Linked DNA regions of Homo sapiens: region 1 is linked to region 2. A link is a loop called in an ENCODE intact Hi-C map of the cell type or tissue named here. Cell type or tissue: PC-3. All regions are shown on one strand. Links, peaks and the distances in the headings refer to the core of each region. The heading gives the core; the rest is flanking DNA.

What was found. A loop is a pair of places that touch in the nucleus more often than their neighbours do. Peaks named below come from ENCODE experiments on the same cell type or tissue, not always from the same donor. Only the 100,000 strongest peaks of a DNase experiment are listed, where the experiment ranks them.
Region 1: a loop joins it to region 2, with 10 times the contacts of the local background. A loop is called at or near these places in 2 of 110 quality-filtered maps.

Annotation. Positions count from the first base shown.
Region 1 is chr2:220,615,003-220,624,972 of GRCh38, forward strand. The region is part of intron 1 of LOC105373895 (a long non-coding RNA gene); the gene reads left to right. Among named protein-coding and RNA genes, the nearest start is that of MIR4268, 710 kb to the left of the region's middle. RefSeq lists an enhancer at 4,151-5,350. In PC-3, for the core only: no CTCF peak of the experiment used is centred there; a DNase peak (open chromatin) is centred at 4,719; H3K4me3 peaks cover 649 bases; H3K27ac peaks cover 3,210 bases.
Region 2 is chr2:220,273,078-220,283,047 of GRCh38, forward strand. The region is part of intron 2 of LOC105373893 (a long non-coding RNA gene); the gene reads left to right. Among named protein-coding and RNA genes, the nearest start is that of MIR4268, 370 kb to the left of the region's middle. In PC-3, for the core only: no CTCF peak of the experiment used is centred there; DNase peaks (open chromatin) are centred at 2,594, 4,484, 6,444, 7,044 and 1 weaker place; H3K27ac peaks cover 6,215 bases.

The sequences.
Region 1 (9,970 bases), core at 889-8,888, 340 kb after region 2:
CTAACAGAAAGTACAAACCTAAACATAGTGTTCGACTATAGAAAATATTCGTAGTCTAGATCTATGCTCTCCAGTAGAGTAACCACTAACCACATGTGGCTTTTTAATCACATATTGCTATTTAAATTTAACTAAACTAAAATAATTTAAAATACAGTTCCTCAGTCACACTAGCCACATTGCAAGTGCTCAACAACCACGTGTTTCTATGGGCTACCATAGTGAACAGCACACATACAGAATATTTCTATCATTAAAGAAAGTTCTGTTGGACAGCACTGGTCTAGATTATGAATCAAATTATAAATTTATAGCATTTGATGCATCTTTACATTTTAGCTTTATTTAAATTGTCTGGATGACTACTTACTTAATACTTACTGCCTGCTACTTTCTCTGACTTTTAAAATTAGGTATCTGTGAATTGCAAATATGTGGTTAAAAATAATATCCTAAGTTCTTACAATGTTGATACCTAACTGTTAGATGACTAGAGAGGTTATCAAAGCTTACAAAGGGATTTAAAAATTGATTATCTTGGTTATCTAGATTTGCATTGTCACTTTTTTTTTTTTTTTTTTTTTTGAGATGGAGTCTCACTCTGTCGCCCAGCCTGGAGTGCAGTGGTGCGAACTCGGCTCACTGCAAGCTCCGCCTCCCGGGTTCACGCCATTCTCCTGCCTCAGCCTCCTGAGTAGCTGGGACTACAGGCACCCACCACCGCGCCTGGCTAATTTTTTTTTGTATTTTTAGTACAGATGGGGTTTCACCGTGTTAGCCAGGATGGTCTCGATCTCCTGACCTCGTGATTCACTGGCCTTGGCCTCCCAAAGTGCTGAGATTATAGGCGTGAGCCACCGTGCCCAGCCTGCATTATCACATTTGGTAAGGCTCCTGTCCACCTAAGTTAATATGAATGTCCCAGTCTCATTCCCCTCATACAGTCTCATTTGCTACATTCCTTGTGATAAATGTCACTGAGTACAGGCCTTTTCAGTCCCATTAGGGTGATGCTGTAAATGATGATGGTTCAATGATTCTGTACTTCTATTTCTGCTGTGCAGTGTCCTGTTCATTTCTAGGCACAACTGCAGGCAGGTGAACACTAGGGAGAGTTTCAGGAATAGCGGTGTCAGTTTTGGCTGGATGACATGGAATGTTTTATATGCCATTTGGGACATTTGGCTCAGTTTGAAAATCCTAAAGCAACATTCATATTTTAGAATTAGAAATTCCGCATACCTATCTATAGTGTACACTGATTTGAACTGAATTTGAAATAAACATATCAACAGTAAATCTTCTTAAGGCTGGTGATGGCACATACTTTTGAAATGCTTAGGTATAAACAAAGCAAGCATACATTTTCTAGGTCTCACTATACAGTCATAAAACACTTGGCTATAAATCAGCATGGACCACTTTAATTTCATTTCTTGCCCACATAATCAAAACATGAAGCTCTCTTTTCTTTAACACATAATTCTTCTCAATCATTACATAAATTGCCATATTTCTTAATAACAAAGTAAATGCTTGGGTTCAGCTATGATTTACAGATTGGGTAAATTATTAGCTATATGGTTGTAATATGCTGATCTGCTTACAAAATATGTGTTTTAAGTAAATACGTCTATGACTACAGAAGAGAATGTTATCCATTACTATTTAGATCTTTTAAATATCTTCTCTATAGCAGGGGCAAGTACTTCCAACTGGGTTATATTATTTGTGTTAATTTTTTTCAAGGCTTCATTATCGAAACCTGCAAAAGTTGATAAGGACGTGCCTTCATACAACCACATTTACTATAAGGATGTCACATAATCTTTTGTCACTGATTCACTTTCCAACTTTCAGAAATTATTTGACTAAGTTGAATTTGCTATATTTCCCAGTTCCCTGATGCCATTGATTGTATAAGGCACCATCAATTTATAGATAATCTTTCTGAGGGTTAAGCAGGGATCAATTTTGATAAAAGTAATGTTGATTGGCAATGAGCTGTGAAATACATTCTGCCATTATCATCTAACACCAGAATTTTTCTGAAGGAAAGAGTTGTTTTGGTGGGTAAAATATTTTGTTGAAGATTTGGAGCTGCTGCTCAGCAATTCAGCTCCTATGTGTCTTGGAGGCAAGATTCCATGTCTCCAAGACACATGTGACTGGATTGCTGAGCAGCAATATGTGTGTGTGTGTGTATATGTGTGTGTGTGTGTGAGATGAAGCTCTGCATACAGACCAAAGACTTTGGAGCTTGGGGTGGGGCAATCCTGAGATAGTAAAAAGGCGGGGAGAGTGATGAGAAGGACATGTACAAATTGGAAGTGAAGCCTTCCAGTTTGACTTCTTCATATCTCCCACCAAATCTTCAGCAAATCATGCATGCTTACAGAAACCCTAGTGGGAAGAGGATTTCGTAGAACTTGGTGTAAAGGCCAAAAACGTTTCACACCTGAGTAGTGGCAAAGATGTAGGGGCCAGGCTCAGAAGAACTATGGAGTATAAATCCGAGAGTCAGTCCATGTTGATACCAATAGATCTAGTGTGTTTATTAGAAGAACGTACCAGTTTAGTTATACATGCCCTATGGAGGAAATTTAGTTCTTGTCAGTATTTCTTCAGTATAGTCAAAGCTGCAAAGAGCACCTCTACACGTCTCCTGAAACACACAGAGGAGAACTTCTCTCAAAAATGCACCTAGAAGTATTATTTTTGGTTAATTGTAAATTTACTACATATTTACTACAAATTATCCTCCAAAGTAACTATATAAATTTATGCTTTGATATTCATGAATGAAAGTTTTCCTTTACCCTTATTTTTGTGAACAAAAGACATTATCTTTCTAATTGAGTATGGGATGCTATTTTATTATTTCATTTATTTGTATTTAGTTAATTTATTTTTTGCTGATTAGGAGTGAGACTGGGCAGTTTTTCTTAACTGTATTAACCAGTATGTTTCCCTCTTCTGTGTATTGCCTCTGTTTTCTTTGGCAGGCATTGCTAATTGTCTCTCCCTATCCATCCTTCGCTTCTTTATCAACAGATTCTAATTTTATTTGAGATCCCAATATGCCCAGGTAAACTTATTTTCTCCTTTCACTTGAGTCTGGAGTGGGGGCCGTGTAACCCAGCTCTGGCAAATGGAAAGTGGGAGTCACTGGGGCCTCCAGGTGAATTTTTGAAAGGCAGGTCTTTTACTTGTGTCCCTGGCACGTCACTTCTGTTTATTTCTGGAGCACAGACCTGATACCTGGAGAAAAGGAAGAAGACTGTCCTAGGTGAAGAGAAAGTCTATTGAACAGGAAAGAAGCCAAGCCCTTGATGATTTCCTCAGACGGCTGTGCTGACCCTAGATGGCTTCTTTCCCTACCTCTGATTATGAGAGGAAAATCAGCCTACATTTACTTAAGCCGCTCTAACCACATTTCTTTAATAAGTAGCAACATGTCATACTATTACGGTGTCTTTGTCCCATTTTTAATTAGCTTGTTTTTTTCTTATTGATTTCCAAGAGTTCTTAATATATGATAGATAAAAATCCTTTGTCAGTTATATGTGACATAAATATCTTCTCCCAGTGACAGAGATTTTGTTCTGACTCTTTCTCTAACTTCACTGTGGGTTCTGAAAACATTGCTTTCCCTTTCTAGATCTTGGGTTGGTATTCTGTAAAATGAAGAGTAGAGAGTATCCAAGGATTTTTCCAGCTCTTATATTCTGAGTTCACTGATACGGGCTTAATAAACATGTCTCTGAACAGCTTGCACAGAGTGGCTGGTCAGCCACAGCCAGTCATCTTGATAAAACTCTTTCTGTCCCTACTGATCGATCACACAATCCAGACTGATTACTTAAGAGACTATTTGCAAACCATTCTGGTTAGCTGTAGAGTGATCCATCTTTTTGAGCATGTATAAAAATACCCTTACAGCTATAGAGTTGAAAACTGTCTTACATTACCCAAGGCAAAAAAAAAAAAAATCATAGGAAAACAAAAGAAGAATATTACAACATTTCAGCACATGTAATGTTAAACTAAATGGACATGAGTTGTCAACAGAACTTGAAAACAGCATATTCCCCTAATAAACAATAGAAGAAAATGGTGAGTAATTCTTGATATGTTTCAGAAATGCTCATTAAGTTCTATTATAAAATAACAACTTCTTGAAGTAAAGTAGTTTGCTAGTTGTCAGTTTTGGATTTGATTTAAAAACAAATGGTGGATAAATCCTAAAAGTCAAACAAAACAACAGGTAGATTAGAATGAGTATTTATTCAAGATGGTCTGTTTTCCACTGTTACTGGGAAAAGAAAATGATTTTAAAACTGGGAAAAACCTCCCCTAAATTTCAGATTTTTCTTTGTGCTTGTGTAGAAGCTGATGTAGAAAGGATTATGAGAAACTGTTTGGATGAAATTGAGAGAATACCTTTTCAGGAGTCAAGACCATCTTGGACTTCAGCCTAGCAACACCAGCCCCTACATGAGTACTGGGTTTGCCAAAGGGCTTTGCATGACTCTTTTTCTAATTCCTAGGCTCTGGAAGAGACGAACCTGCCAAGCTGTCTAGAGCTGCAACTCTCAAGTTGGTAACAGTTTACATGAGGTTTACCTGAGAACTGAGTGCATGAACACACTAACCTGATTCAAGTGAATGATATGTGTGAGTAAATAAAGTTTTTAATGCAGGGAGTGGAAAAACAAACAGAAAAACCCTAAGGTGATTAATCACTCCCATTCTTCCCTTACAAGTCTGTTTATGGAAAACGTCAGAGCTGCCTACTTTATCTCATCCTTCATCTCCTGACTCATTAGCTTTTCTTTGTTATAAGTCAAGGGTCCTCTGGACCCTAAAGATTTCTGGAGTCTAATGAAGGAGTTAGCCTAATGTTGTCACTAACTGAACTGGATGGGTAGTCCTGACTTTCCAATGCTAGGTCTTGGGCCTCTCTCTTTCTCTTGCTTCTCTGTGAGATACAGAAGAGAGATGCCTGGGCTTTTTCCTTAGAACCACACAGACTCCTGCTATTGCCTTCTCCCTATTTGTGGCAATGCTGACTCACCTCAGACAAGGTGCCAACATGGCCCCACCCCTCCAGTGCCACCCAAACAACAGCAGCAACACCCAGGAGGCCCATAAACCGAGACACCTCTTGGGGTAGCTTATCTCTGCACAGTGACCACTGGGAGCTGCTCACCTGTCCCACTGGAGTCTGGGTTCCATATCTTTAGATTCTCTCTTGCTGCTAGCAAAACGGCTTCCCTCATCTTACCCTGCTTCACATCTTCATTTTGGTGAGGGTCAGAGGTAGGTTAGGAGCCCTGCAGTCAATTTGTGTCTGTAGTGAGGCAACTGAATCCACAGCCCCTCATCCACAGGTCAGTTTAAGAGTAGTTGAGGCCGGGCACGGTGGTGAATGCCTGTAATCCCAGCACTTTGGGAGGCCGAGGCAGGTGGATCACCTGAGGTCAGGAGTTCGTGACCAGCCTGACTAACATGGTGAAACCCCGTCTCTACTAAATTAAAAAAAAAATAAAAAATTGCCAGGCGTGGTGACGCATGCCTATAATCTGAGCTACTTGGGATGCTGAGACAGGAGAATTGCTTGTACCTGGGAGGTGGAGGTTGCAGTGAGCCGAGATCATACCATTGCACTCCAGCTTGGGCAACAAAAGTGAAACTCCGTCTCAAAAAAAAAAAAAAAAAAAAAAAAAAAAAAGTAGTTGAACCTAGACCTGAGAAATCTTCCTTGCAAGGTGTCAGGTCCAGGCATTACTTCTGCCCCTCATCCCAGGCTCCTTTCTCACTGATGAAGGGGACTCTCTCAGTGAACCCACCATTGGCTGCATCCGTCCAGCAATCTCTTTCATTTTCTCCTCTCCTCTCCCCTTACTTACTATTGTCTGTGAACTTGAATAGATTTATCTGAACTCCAATTTTTGGCCAGAGTTCAATTATTTCTTTTTCTGTGCATGTTTGTGTTTTTGTTTGTCTGATAGACTAGTAATGATTTCCATAAAGGTTCGTAAGAGGTATTTGTGTGAATTTGTTGAGTATATTGATTCTTTTTCTCTTGGAATGGGGCAGTAGAAATCTTTGATGTCCTTTTCTATATTTATTGGACCACCTGAGTTTACCAGGAGTGCTGGTGAAGTGTTTCCAGCCCACTGAATGTTTTTGATATTAATTCGAAATGTACATCTAACTTGATTTAAAAAACCAAAACAATGGCTCTGCAAAATGAAAAGAGTAAAAAACCACCCTTGATCTACTTTGTTGAGTAATCAATCCCTTCATTTCTTCCCCATAAGTTAACATCTGGTGGATGCCAGCCTTGATTTACATGCTTATCTGTTCATTCATTATTAAAGTGAAATAAAGACCTGAAAGTGTCTATGTAAACAAGATACATGATATTTTTGTCCATGTAAAAAGTTCATTCTTCTGTATTTTTTCATCATTCAAATTTTGCACCAAAACAACATGTTTTCCATTACAGTAGTTTTATAGTCAGTTTTTATATCTGGTAAGGTAATCATGATAAATATTCATCTTTTAAAAAATAATCCTTGATATTCTTACCTACTGATTTTTAAATATGGATTTATAATAATTTTGTCCTCAGAACCACCACATCAAGTTATCACTAACAATTAAGTTATACCCATTGTATTGGAAATAGTGATAGCTTTGTAAAATTTCATCTTTCCATTCAGGTATATGTAAGTATATATCTTCATTTATTAAAGTGTCCTAGTACGATTTGCTAGTCAGGGCTCACCAGAGAAACATAATAAACAAGACATATATCTATTACCTAAGTTGACCCATAAAGGTACCCATTGCAATACGATTTTTCAAATTTCTTCAAATCTTGTGCATATTTTCAAAGTTTATTCCATAATAGTTCATGTTTTTGCTTGCTGTTATAAATTATGATGCCTTTCTCACATTATGTTTTTAAAGTATAACATTCTGGCATAAGTAATGCATATAAAACTTGTAGAAAAGTTCTTGGCACATGGGAAGGTCTTAATGAATACTGTTGTTCTGTGTATATTTATTATGCATCTAGGCACCTGTCTTAGTCCATTTTATGCTACTGTAACAGAATACCACAGACTAGGTAATTTATAAAGAGCAAAACCTTATTTCTACACTTCTGGGGGCTGAGAAGTCCAAGAGCATGGTGCCAGCATCTGGTGAGGGTCTTCGTGCTGTGTGATAACATGGCAGAAGTGCAAGTAAGAATGAGAAATAGAGAGGAAATTGGGCCAAACTCATCCTTTTATGAGCCCACTCCCAGGATAACTAACCCACTTCTACAATAATGGCATTAATCCACTGACCTAATTACTTCTGAAAGTCCCCACTTCTTAATAACATTACAATTGGAATTAAGTTTCAACAAAAATTTTGGAGGGAACATTCAAACCGTAGCAACACTTAATACTCTCATACTAGTTTTAAAATTTCCTTTTCTTAACTATTTTTTCTTATAGTTATAAATAATATAATCTAGAAATAAGTTTAATTTTTACCCATTATTTCAATAAATGCCTTGACAAATGGAATTACCTGAAAGTAAAAATCTTCTGCATGGCCAAAAAAAAAAAAAAAGAAATGAAGAGACAACCCACAGATTAGGAGAAAATATTTGCAAATCATACATTGGGTAAGAGGCTAATATAAATAACATATTAGGAACTCAAACTACTCAACAACAAGAACCCAAATAACCCTATTATAAAATGGGAAAAGGACTCAAATAGACATTTCTGGGAAAAAAAAAAAGCATACAAATGACCAGCAGAAATATTAAAAAGGATCAATATCTCTAATCATCATGGAAAGGCAAATTAAAACCACAATAAAAATAACCTCATACCTGTTAAAATAGCTACTATCAAAAAGATGAAAAAGCAAGGGTTGGCGAGGATGTGGAGAAAAAAGAGTGCTTATACTCTTGTACACTGTTGGTGGGGATGTAAATCAATAAATGCATTGCTTATTGTTTTGGCTGTATCCTCAAAAACACATCTTAATAATATTAATAAAAGAAGACATCTTGGTCTTCTTCCTGAGAATAAGGGGAACCCTATTATTGCATGTTAATTTTCTCCACTAAATTCCCTTTGTTTTATTTAGGGACAGTTTTTGCCTTGTTTATCCTGGCCTCTTTCATACTTTGTATTTTTCTCATTTTCAGGTCACCCTTAGTTGTCTATTTTTAGCAATGTGACAATAAAAGCCGTTTGGTAACTCTTCGTACACGGACAGAGCTTTTAGTCTGATGGACTTTACTGAAGAGTGATGGGGATGGGAAATTTTTGTGATGCTGCCTCAAATGTCAGAAATTGGGGACTTTCAACTTCTCCAGCTTTTAAATCTCGTTGACTCCTTTGTTTGAAAGCATTACCCGGGCCTTCAGGAGTGTTGCACACAGGGTGTGTGCAGAATTAACTATACAGACTTTAAACGACTCCCTTTTGCTGTCAGGCTCATGTCTTGTTCCTTCTTTTTCTTCTATACCTTGTACCTAATGTTTCTGAGTCTCAAATCTTTCTGAGATACTGGAGAGGTGGAATGCCTTTTTTTCCTGGATTATCATTTTAAATTCTAATTTTGTTTGTTTGTTTGTGTTTTTTGAAACAGAGTCTTGCTCTGTCACCCAGGCTGGAGTACAGCGACGCAATCTTAGCTCACTGCAACCTTCACCTCCAGAGTTCAAGCAATTCTTGTGCCTCAGCCTCTGGAGTAGCTGGGACTACAGGCACTCATCACCACGCCTGGCTAATTTTTGTATTTTTAGTAGAGACAAGGTTTTACCAAGTTGGCTAGGCTGATCTGGAACTCCTGACCTCTGCCTCAGCCTCCCAAAGTGCTGGGATTACAGGCATTGAGCCACTGCACACAGCCAAATTCTAATAAGTCTTTAAATTAATAATTTTGTTAGCAGCCTGATTTAGAGCCTTGTAAGATGTGAAAACATTATTTAATTTCTAATTTTTCTAAAAGCTTTTAAAATTAGGAATTTCAACGCCTTTAGGAAACTCTTGAATTTTCTGATTGTTTTTATTATTTACTGATGATTCAACTTTTCCTCCTCATTCTCTAATTCTTCAGCACTAATTGAGTATTCGCTGTGCTGTAGATGCTTCTTAGAGAATACAAAACTAAGTAGAAGATACCCTGGGCCATCACAAAGCTTTTAATATAATTGAGAACCTGTTTAAACAATTAAGTATAATTAAATAAGTGTAAAATAGATGTACGGGGAAAATGCTGTGGGGATCAAAGGAAGAAGCAATTAATTAGAAATGAGGATATTAGGGAAAGTTCCACATCGCTGTTGTCATTTGGGTTGGAATTTGAAGCATGAGAATCTATTTTCTATAGTACTAATAGGGAGTTGTGATGGGCTTGCAGCAATATTCTGGGCCAAAGGAACAGTGAGAAAAAACCAAAAGTGTGGGGAAAAAAGTGAGAATACATGGATAATGGCAAATAACTTTCTCTGGTTGTTCTCTAAGCTGTATGGAAGAGGAGATGTATTTCAAAGTTGAAGGGGTCAGATTAATGAAAGCCTTGAAGGACTTTTGTCTTTATGCCATGTGTGTGGACATTCAGACTTGTCAAATAGTTTTTACAATAGCAACATGATCAAAACTCTGCTTTACAAAGATAAATCTGGGGAAAGTGTAAAGGATGGATTGGCAAGGTGAAAGATCAGAAGCAGGGAGCCTGGTAAAAGGCCTGAGTTCAGAAAGAGATTAATAGAGCCCAAACTAAGGCATTGGACATAGTAACTGGAAGAAAGAGATAGATAGGAGAGTCACTGGGAATATATAATTGATAGAAATCACAAACTCATTGGAAATAAGGGCTAATACAAAAAAAAAAGCAGAAATGAAGAATACATCAAGCTTTCCAGCCTGAGTAACTCGAAGAGTTG
Region 2 (9,970 bases), core at 588-8,587:
ACCTCATCAAAATTGCATATTATCACTAAAAATATTTGCTCCTTGATTTTGAAACTGTAAGATCACACCTCTACTTTATTTTATTTTGCATTTCTTTTCCATTAAAAGGGAAAATTATCTTTTATCATCTGTTTACTTTTTTTTTGCAATGGCAATTTCAAGTTCTCAGGCTGACCTAAGGTAAATAGAAGGCTGTTTATCTTTTGCTGCATCTCGAGTTGTACACTCTTTAAAGTATTCAAATTCCCACCCTGGAAAAGAGCCAGGCTTCTTTGGAATTTGGGAAACATTTGAGGACAGAAGAGCATGGATCTTGTAGTCTTTATCTAGTAAAGAAATGAGACCCTTTAATCTGCTTCTTTGCACCCAGAATTACATTTTTAGATCGGTTCTGCTCTCCTGGCTTTTGTGGGCATTTTAACTTTAATTCTATAATAATTTTCATTCTTTCTGGTTTTCTTTAGCTGTAATATTTATATTGGGCACTTACCTTCTCTTCATAAGTTGGGAGTAGTATATATGTAGTATGGCAGATTTTATTTTTTTTCTTTTTATTTAAAAGTAGGTCAAGAGAAAAATTTTCTTTCTCCAAAGGCAGTGGGAGTAGAAGTGTCACTTGCTTGTGAGAAGCCTACATTATATGTTTTCTACATGTTTAGCAGTATTTCCTTTTAGTTGAGAAATGCATAATGGTTCTTTCCTTAAAAAAATTAACAATTTCCAAAATGATAATACTCCTTGGATAATCTTCATGCTTTCTAAGTTAAAGTTAAGATTATGGGGACAATGGGATAAACTATTTATAGATAATACTGGATGTCCCCCAAAATTTGGAAACCCCATCACTATAACTCTGCTCTATTTATGCGTAGTCTTTTAACCAGATATGTAAAAGCATGCAACTTTATTTTTATGATGAGCCTCACCTTGCTCTAAACTCCTCAGTTCTGTTTATGGTGGAATGGGGGAGGGGCTTGATTGCATCAATTAAAGATGATTCAGTCAGTGGCATTTCTATTAGTCTCTTTCAAATCGTCATTTGAAAGCTCAGCCCCCCAATCAAAGCAGGTTTTCTTCCTTTGAAGAGATCTCCTCTATTCTTCCTTCTTCCTAATTGCACATAGTGTAAGAGGAAGTCTGTATAAGCTATGGAGGGTGGGGATTGGGTAATAGGCGTTGGTGGGTCCTTGCTGGATTCCTCTGAGAGATTCACTGGCATCTGGTGCTACGGCCCACTGAGTGTAGCTGGGCTCACCTGGTTTGAGGGAATCATGTTGGCTGCTTTTGCTAAAGACCACGGTCCATGCCTTGGCTGACCTACAACCTCAATAATCCTATGAAAGCCCATTGGTTCCCATAGCACTCCTTGCTGAGAGGGCTTGCTGAAATTTCTGAGCTCCCAGATGCCACACTTGGCCACAAAGATCTGCCTGGATACCTCATCCATTTGGCTGTATGTCCAAATTTTATCTTCTCAAGGAAGCTAATGCTTTCTATAACATGCACCTTGAAAAGCAAGAGGCAGGTATCCTCCTCTTTGGGGATCACCCAGATCAGTCTGGGAGCTCCCACCACTTCCTTCTCAAGCCTGGGGGTTTATGCTCTCCCCTTCTTTCGGCAGTAATAATGGGATAGTTTTTTTATTTTTATTTTTTTTTGGTGGGGGCAGGAATCAGATTACTGAAAAGGAAAATATATCAGAAGACATATCCAAAATGTCATTCCCATTTTGAGTTTCGGAATAAGAGGTGAAAAGAAGACCCAGGTGAGGTTGGAATGGATGGGAGAAATGAAGAGGTGAATTCCTTGATATACATTTTGGAGAAAACAAACTGCTTATCATATTTAAAAAGATGCTTGAAGGCTGCTTTTATAGCTGTCTCTAGGGCTGCTTTAAGTGGTTGACACACACACATACATGGCACACATATATGCACATGTATTAACACATACACACATGGTGTTTGCCATTACTAATAACTAGGAGGGCATGGCCACTCTACTTTTATAACCAGGGAGATAATCATTGTTCTTTTTAAAAATCAGAATTTTGCAGCCAATTACACATTTTCCCTATGTCTCAAGTCCAGTTAATAAACTGATTTCTCCATTCTCTCCTTGTTTGCTTGTAATTTAAAAAGCAATTGCTTGACATATTTGGACTGATTACTGAATGATAGTGGTAGAATATTTATTACTTACAGGATACTTCCTATGTAGCAGGTAGTTCTAAACCCTGCAACTTATTAATTCATTGAATCCTCCTAACAACCCTATGGGGTAGGTACTAATCAGTGGCCAGAGATGATTCTGAGTGGTAGTCATCCAGTCCTTCAGAAACTCTGTGAGTCTGGCAGAGGTTAAGAACCTGGAGTGGTTTCTGGGGTGGTGGGCTGTAGACCCTCTAGCTGGCTTCCCCTTGGCCTGTGCCAGAATGCGTACGAGTGGCGCAAGGCAGAGTTGATGCCATCCTGAACTGTGTCCCATCTCTGCCCATGCATAAACTTTTCTGCTGTAGTGAATGCTCCTTTTGATGAGTAATACAGGAATCTTGTTGAAATGACAGGTATTTGGGATTGTTACTTTTGCTCATGGCAAATTCCTAAGAGGACCATGCCTGATTTGGAAGGGATATGGGGGAACAGGTCATGTATCAAGAAGTCCATCATGATGATACCAAATATATTAGTCTCTTCTTGCACTGCTATACAGAAATACCTGAGATTGAGTAATTTATATAGAAAAGAGGTTTAATTGGCTCACAGTTCTGCAGGCTATACAGGAAGCATGGCTGGCAGAGGGGGCAGGGTCTCAGGAAACTTTCAATAATGGCAGAAGGTGAACGGGAAACCAGGCACATCTTGCAGGCTTGTCTTACATGGCTGGAGCGGGAGGAAGAAGAGAGGAGGGGGTGGTGCTACACACTTTTAAACAATTAGATAGCCCACTCACTATAATGAGAACAGCACCAAAGGGGAAATTCATCCACGTGATCCAATCACTTCCCACCAAGCCTTACTCCAACACTGGGGATTACAATTTGACATGAGATTTGGGTGGGGATCCAGACCCAAACCATATCACCGTATTAGACCCACTCTGCATTCTGCAGCTCTTTATCCTTTCATACTAAAGTCTCAGGATGACCAAAACATTTCTTCTTGGTTCTCACTCAGATGGGCTTCTTCCCAACTTAAAATATAAACTACTCTTCAGGAAGCACTGTGGCTTACTAAATAAACAGTGAGTGATCCTCAGTGCTCATCACAGTGCTGGGCACTTGGTCAATGCTCAAAAACATGCTGAATAAATGAATGCAAAAAAGTCTTTCCTCCTCCCACACCTGCCCGCCAGAGAACAACCCCCCTTTGACTATAATTTTCCTTTACCTACCCAAATCTTATAAAATGGCCCCACCCATATCTCCCTTCGCTGACTCTCTATTCGGACTCAGCCCGCCTGCACCCAGGTGAAATAAACAGCCTTGTTGCACACACACACACACACACACACAAAGAATTCATTGCTCTTAGCTTTTGCACTGTTTCCTTTTGTAGACCTTCCTACATAAGTATTTGTGTATATGTCTGTATTTCCTGAATGAATAACTCCAAGTTTCTTGAGGATAGGGGCCTGTCCCTTATTAATTTCTCTAAGTCCAACACATTGTACAGTGCCAAGCGCAGAGTGGAGGTACTCAGTATAAGTCTGTTGAAATTCAGTGAAATGAAGGCAGAGTGATCTGATACTTTGGCTGGCTTTCAGAAAAATCATCTAGCATAGGAATAGAAAAACTAGAAATGAAGGGAGCCAGGGCTACACTCCCCAAGAGTGATAAATTGAGAAATAAGTTTTAAGCCTGGGAGTGCATTTTGAAGCAAATTGGCAAGAGATATGGGCCATAAGCACATTTCTCAAGGTCTGTGTCATTCCTTGGTGGAATTTTCGGAGGCAGACCTAGCCTGGAATGGTCTTCTCCTTTCCTGACCTCCTGTGTCTCCCATTAACTTCTTTAGTTTGTTATTGGTTTATTGTCCTGTGCTATTAACTGTATCCTCAATGTTTATGTTTTATCTTTACAGCTTGATTGAGAGCTATTTAAGGGTGATTCCTTCTTGGGCTTTCTTATGTCTCCCTTTTATCAGGTTCTGGGAGCCTCTTCCCCTCTTTCCAACATCTCTCTCTCTTTACAGCAGGCCTTGGGAAACTCCCTGTCCTCCAAAAGCCTCTTTCCCACCATTCTGCTTGAGGTTTCTGGCTCCAGTCTTGTAACTCTCTGATTTCTTTCTGCCTTTTCTGCTTTTGCAGAGAAATTTTGGTTCAATCCCTTGCTTCCTTCTGGTTTGCAGCTTTGCCTTCAATGAAATCCTTTGGATTCCTTGTGCTTAAAACTCTGGTTGCAGGCCAGTCATTCCTCTCTCTCATTTCTCCATCCAGTCTGACTCTAGGCTTTTCCCCAGGTTCTTGGCCATGGGCCCTGGCTTGTCTTGGAGGAGAGTTTGCCCAAAGTGAAGCACTGAGTAAATATTTGATACCTGATGACACATGCTTTCCATGATTCTTTCTCCCATTAAAAGAGCTGTTGTTATTAGTTTTTTAATCCGAGGAATTTTATCTTTATCTTGAAAATATATATAAATGTTTATTAGGTTATTTAATTTCATCTAGATCTTAGGAAAGCATGGATTACTAAAATTCATATGTGGTGTAATATTTTGCCGCCTCCTTGTGAAGCATGACTTGGAAAAAGAAATACATAGTTAGTTGGCTGACCCTGGTTGCTATCTTGGGCAAATCATTTACCTCTCTGAACTTGGCTCTTTTCTGTAAAATGAAAACAGAAACGGAGGTCATAGATATGGCATAGAAGTTTGGTGAGGCCCAGTTGTGTTAACATTTGTGAAAGAATTTGTAAACATTAAAGTTTAAAGTTTATTTGTTATGCATATATAAACATTATTATTCTTATATGTGATTAAAACTGTAGCCAAGCACTCTAAAAGTTTTCCTCCTACCCAAGAGATATCAAAATGGAATGCTGTGTTTTATTACAACTGGCTAAAACAACTAAAGAACTTTGAATGTGAGTGACTCCCTTACATCAGTCCTTACTGAAAACTTTCTTTACCTACACACAATAGGACGTGTTGGAACACTCATGGACACTGCACAGCTCTATTGGCTCGTTCCACACTGTGCAGAGAGCAAGTTTGACATAACCACTATCAACTCATTTGTGAATACAGGTTGAATATCCCAAATGTAAAAATGAAAAACTAAAATGCTCAAAAATCCAAAATGTTTTGAGCACTAACATCATGCTCAAGGGATATGCTCATTGGAACATTTAGGATTTTAGATTTTTGGATTTAGGTTGCTCAATCAGCAAGTCTAATGCAAATATTCCAAAATCTAAAAGGATCCAAAATCTGAAACACTTCTGATTGCAAGCATTTTGGATATAGAATAGTCAACCTTAAAATTCCCAACTTTTACCTTTAACCTAGTTCAGTACATTTCTTCATTGGAATATATTCTCTTGCCTGGCAACCAAATAAACTTGTACATTCTTTTTTTAAAAATGTATTTATTGGCCAGGCTCAGTGGCTCATGCCTATAATCCCAGCACTTTGGGAGGCTGAGGTGGGCAGATCACTTGAGGTCAGGAGTTTGAGACCAGCCTGGCCAGCATGGTGAAAACCCGTCTCTACTAAAGAAACACAAAAAATTAGCTGGGCATGGTGATGCGTGCCTATAATCCCAGCTACTCGGGAGGCTGAGGCAGGAGAATTGCTTGAACTCAGGAGGCGGAGCTTGCGTGAGCTGAGATCGCGCCACTGCATTCCAGCCTGGGCAACAGAGCGAGACTCTGTCACAGACACACACACACAGACACACACACACACAGACACACACACAAAGTATTTATTATTGCTGGGAGCGGTGGCTCACGCCTGTAATCCCAGCACTTTGGGAGGCCGAGGTGGGTGGATCATGAGGTCAGGAGATTGAGACCATCCTGGCTAACACGGTGAAACCCCATCTCTACTAAAAATACAAAAAAAATAGCCAGGTGTGGTGGCGTGCGCCTGTAGTCCCAGCTACTCGGGAGGCTGAGGCAGGAGAATGGTGGGAACCCGGGAGGCAGAGCTTGTGGTGAGCCGAGATTGAGCCACTGCACTCCAGCCTGGGTGACAGAGCGAGACTCTGTCTCAAAAAAAAAAAAAAAAGTATTTATTATTATTATTTAAGTCCAGTGAACTTTATTATTTGACAGCATTATCTGCTGTCCCAACCTCACCTCTTCCTGTATTAGTCATGAGTTTTCTTCTTGCTCCATCTAATTAAGTGTTGGGAACACATCTACCAACCTCAAGTCCCACCTCCTCCATGATTCTTCTCTGATTCATGTCCAGAGATTTCTCCCTTTGCTGAATTTCTTTCATGGTAAAGAACATTTGCCGTCTTTTGGCCTCCCTTCTTGCATTCCTCCCTCCTGATAGCACCTCAGTGCCTTTGGGGGAATTACTCAGTGGGTGGAGTTGCAGAGAAATGATAAACCCAGAGGCTCTGCCCTCCTACGTGAGAGGCTGAGAAATCCATACAGTTCTTTTCCATTAGATCCTTCCTATTATTGCCCCAGTATGGTCAAAGGGACCAGCCCACTGGACTCTTTCTACTGAGACTTTGAATCTTGAGTAGAATCTTGGAAGACACGAAGAACTGTTAATTCATTTTGAGGCTTCATGCCTCTTCAGCCTTCTTTTCTATCCCATGATACTCCATGTGCTTACACTAAGTTTCTTTTCTACTTCAGTCACTGTTTCATGCAACAAACATAACCCTAAATGATGCATTATTTATTTCATTTAATTAAACCTGCCATCTAATGCTACACATTAAAATTTAAGCATTTCCTGAGTACTTGTCTTGTCAGCTAGATTCTTTAACTAGATTATTGTATTAGCCTATTATCCTATGAGTCAACTAGATTCTTTGCTCCATGAGGTCAGAAACCATATCTTATTTTTCTCTGGATGCCTCTCCCTGTCAGTGTCCTAGGATGCATTTTATTACAAATAGCTAAAACACTTAAGAACTATAAACCTGAGTGACTCCCTGACACCACTCCTTACTGAACCTAACTGAAAATTTTCTTTACCTACAAACAATAGGATATGTTGGAACACCTACATACAGTGCACGGATCTATCAGCTTATTCCACACTGTCCAAAGAGCTAAGACTCTATGAACTTTTGTTGATTAGTAGATAATAGACAGCTGGAGCTTCTTAATACCAGACTTACGCACCTAACCTTTTGGGGAAATGTGCTCCAAAGGTCTGTGGCAAGGACTCTGGATCCACTGTTGCATGTTTGAGCGCCTCTGGACAAGTCTTTAGAACTTTTCCTTTAATTTGCCTTTGCTTCCTTCAAGGGGAAAATGAGATGAATAAATGACCTCCATCAGCTAACCACACAGGAGTGGTTTGATGCATAATCCAATGTGCCAAACACGGCTGTGCTTTGAGCTTCTTAGAAGTATCTACTATATAAATACTATATGGGTATAACCAGAAAGATTTAGTTTTGAAAATAAAATGTACCCTTCCTGCTCCTCATAACCCTTTGTTAAGGCATGTGCCTATTAATCTTCCCCAGGGATATGTATATTTCAATAGGAAGAGTGAAGCTGGAGTTTGGCACATCCCTATTTCTTCTCTCCCTCTTCCTTTCTGTTTTGCACACTGCATCTGCCATCACAACGCACTGACACATTACATGGTTAGGTCTGTTTATCTACTCAAGATATCTTTATTGGACACCTACTCTGTGAGGTGCTGGAACAGGCTCTGAGAACATGACGTATAAAAATACTGTGCTTGGGCTGGGCGCGGTGGCTCACACCTGTAATCTCAGCACTTTGGGAGGCCAAGGAGGGTGGGTCATCTGAGGTCAGGAGTTTGAGACCAGCCAGGCCAACATGGTGAAACCCTGTCTTTACTAAAAATACAAAAACTTAGCTGGGAGTGGTGATGTATGCCTGTAATTCCAATTACTCAGGAGGCTGAGGCGGGAGAATTGCTTGAACCTGGGAGGCAGAGTTTGCAGTGAGCCGAGACCACACCACTGCCCTCTAGCCTGGGCGAAAGAGTGAGAGAGACTGTCTCAAAAAACAAAAAACAAAAACAAATAAAAAAAACTGTCCTTTGTCACTAGGTAAGACAGAGATGCATGCATCCCTTCATTCATTTGTTCAACAAATATTTATGGAGTTGACTATGTGCCAGACACTCTTCTGGGTTCCAGGATATGGTAGTGAATAATGCAAACTCCCCTTTGAATTCTCTAGGACACATGCTACAATAGAGGCACATGCAAGTTTCAGTGAGAATGATCTCCCAAGGGAGGCCTCCTGGGACTGAGTCTCAAGGGCATACATGGCAGGAATTAATAGAACGGAAGAGGACACAGATGAACTTGTGTGGAGTTCCATATCATTATAGAAGAGCACAGAAATGTGAAGATGGAACAGATCAAGGACCAGGAGCCAGTGGCAGAAGGGATTCCTTATTTTATGAATATAAAACCAGTCCCTGATAACATGAAAAAAAAAATTTAACTGTTTGAAGCTTCCTCCTCCAAATTCGACCCACCGATGATGGGTCTGAAAAATTTTACCTGCTTGGTTTGCAAGAGGCATTTGATGTTTATTATTCAATCTTTCTATGGAGCAACCATTGCAGGATTGGAACTTCTTTGCATTAAAAGCAGCAGTTGCATAGCATGGTATTCCTGAATTTCTCTCATAGGTAGAGGATGTTTTTATTATTTTAAGATGCAAGCCAAGTATTATCAGAAGGCATAGGCACTTGGGAGTTACCAAAATTTCAGATGATTCACAAGCTGGCAGTGACAGACGGTGACATCTTGATTTAACACTCCCCTGGTGAAGAGGGAAACAGCAATTTTTAAAACTGCATCCATGACTGTGTTTGGGTCACTTTTGAACCATTTGTATGTAATTCAGGATTTACTGGATTTTTTTGAACATTCAAATGTAATTCCAGGCTTAACAAGTTGCTCTGCAAACTATCAAATATTTATATTGTTTTTTTCCAAATGTATTTATTATTTACTGTACAGTCTATGAAATATTTACACTGATTTTTAAAGAAAAGATATACATTATTTACATTGCCTTGAAATTTCTCCTGATGCAGGTAAAATGACACAGCACAGAAGGCTGAAAGACTCCCAGGGATGCCTCTCAGGTTTGTCAGTAAACGCACGGAGGCTCTGTCCCTCAGGAAAACACCTGACAGTGGAGTTATGTAATTAAAACAAGGTGGGGATCACCCAGGTTTCCTTGGAGTCCCTACTTCCTCATAGTTCTTGGGTCTCCAATGGCAAGAGGGAAAGTTGGAACGGTTCCTACCAGCTTCTCTCTTTATTCTCCCAGGTTTCCAGGTGCCTTTCCTTACAGGATGGGCAGCACCTTGATTTTCTCTCTGGGACCCAGAATATCCCCAGCTGCAGAAGGAATGATTCTTTTCCAGGAAAATAGAGTTGAGGTTCCCCAGATTGAACTGACTGTCAAACTTAACTGGCAATATTATTAATAACATGTATTCTCAGCCTCTATCTTATCCCAGGAGATTCTGAGTATGTCAGTTTGGGATGCTGCCTGGTAATCTATAGTCTTAAAAATGTGCCTGTATGGGAGGATTGCGTGAGGCCAGGAGTTTGAGATCAGCCTGAGCAACATAGTGAGACCCTGTATATACAAAAAAATATTAAAAAATAGCCAGGTAGGCTAGGCGCAGTGGCTCATGCCTGTAATCCCAGCACTTTGGGAGGCCGAGGTGGGTGGATCACGAGGTCCGGAGATTGAGACCATCTTTGCCAACCTGGTGAAACCCTGTCTCTACTAAAAATACAAAAATTACCTGGGTGTGGTGGCATGCGC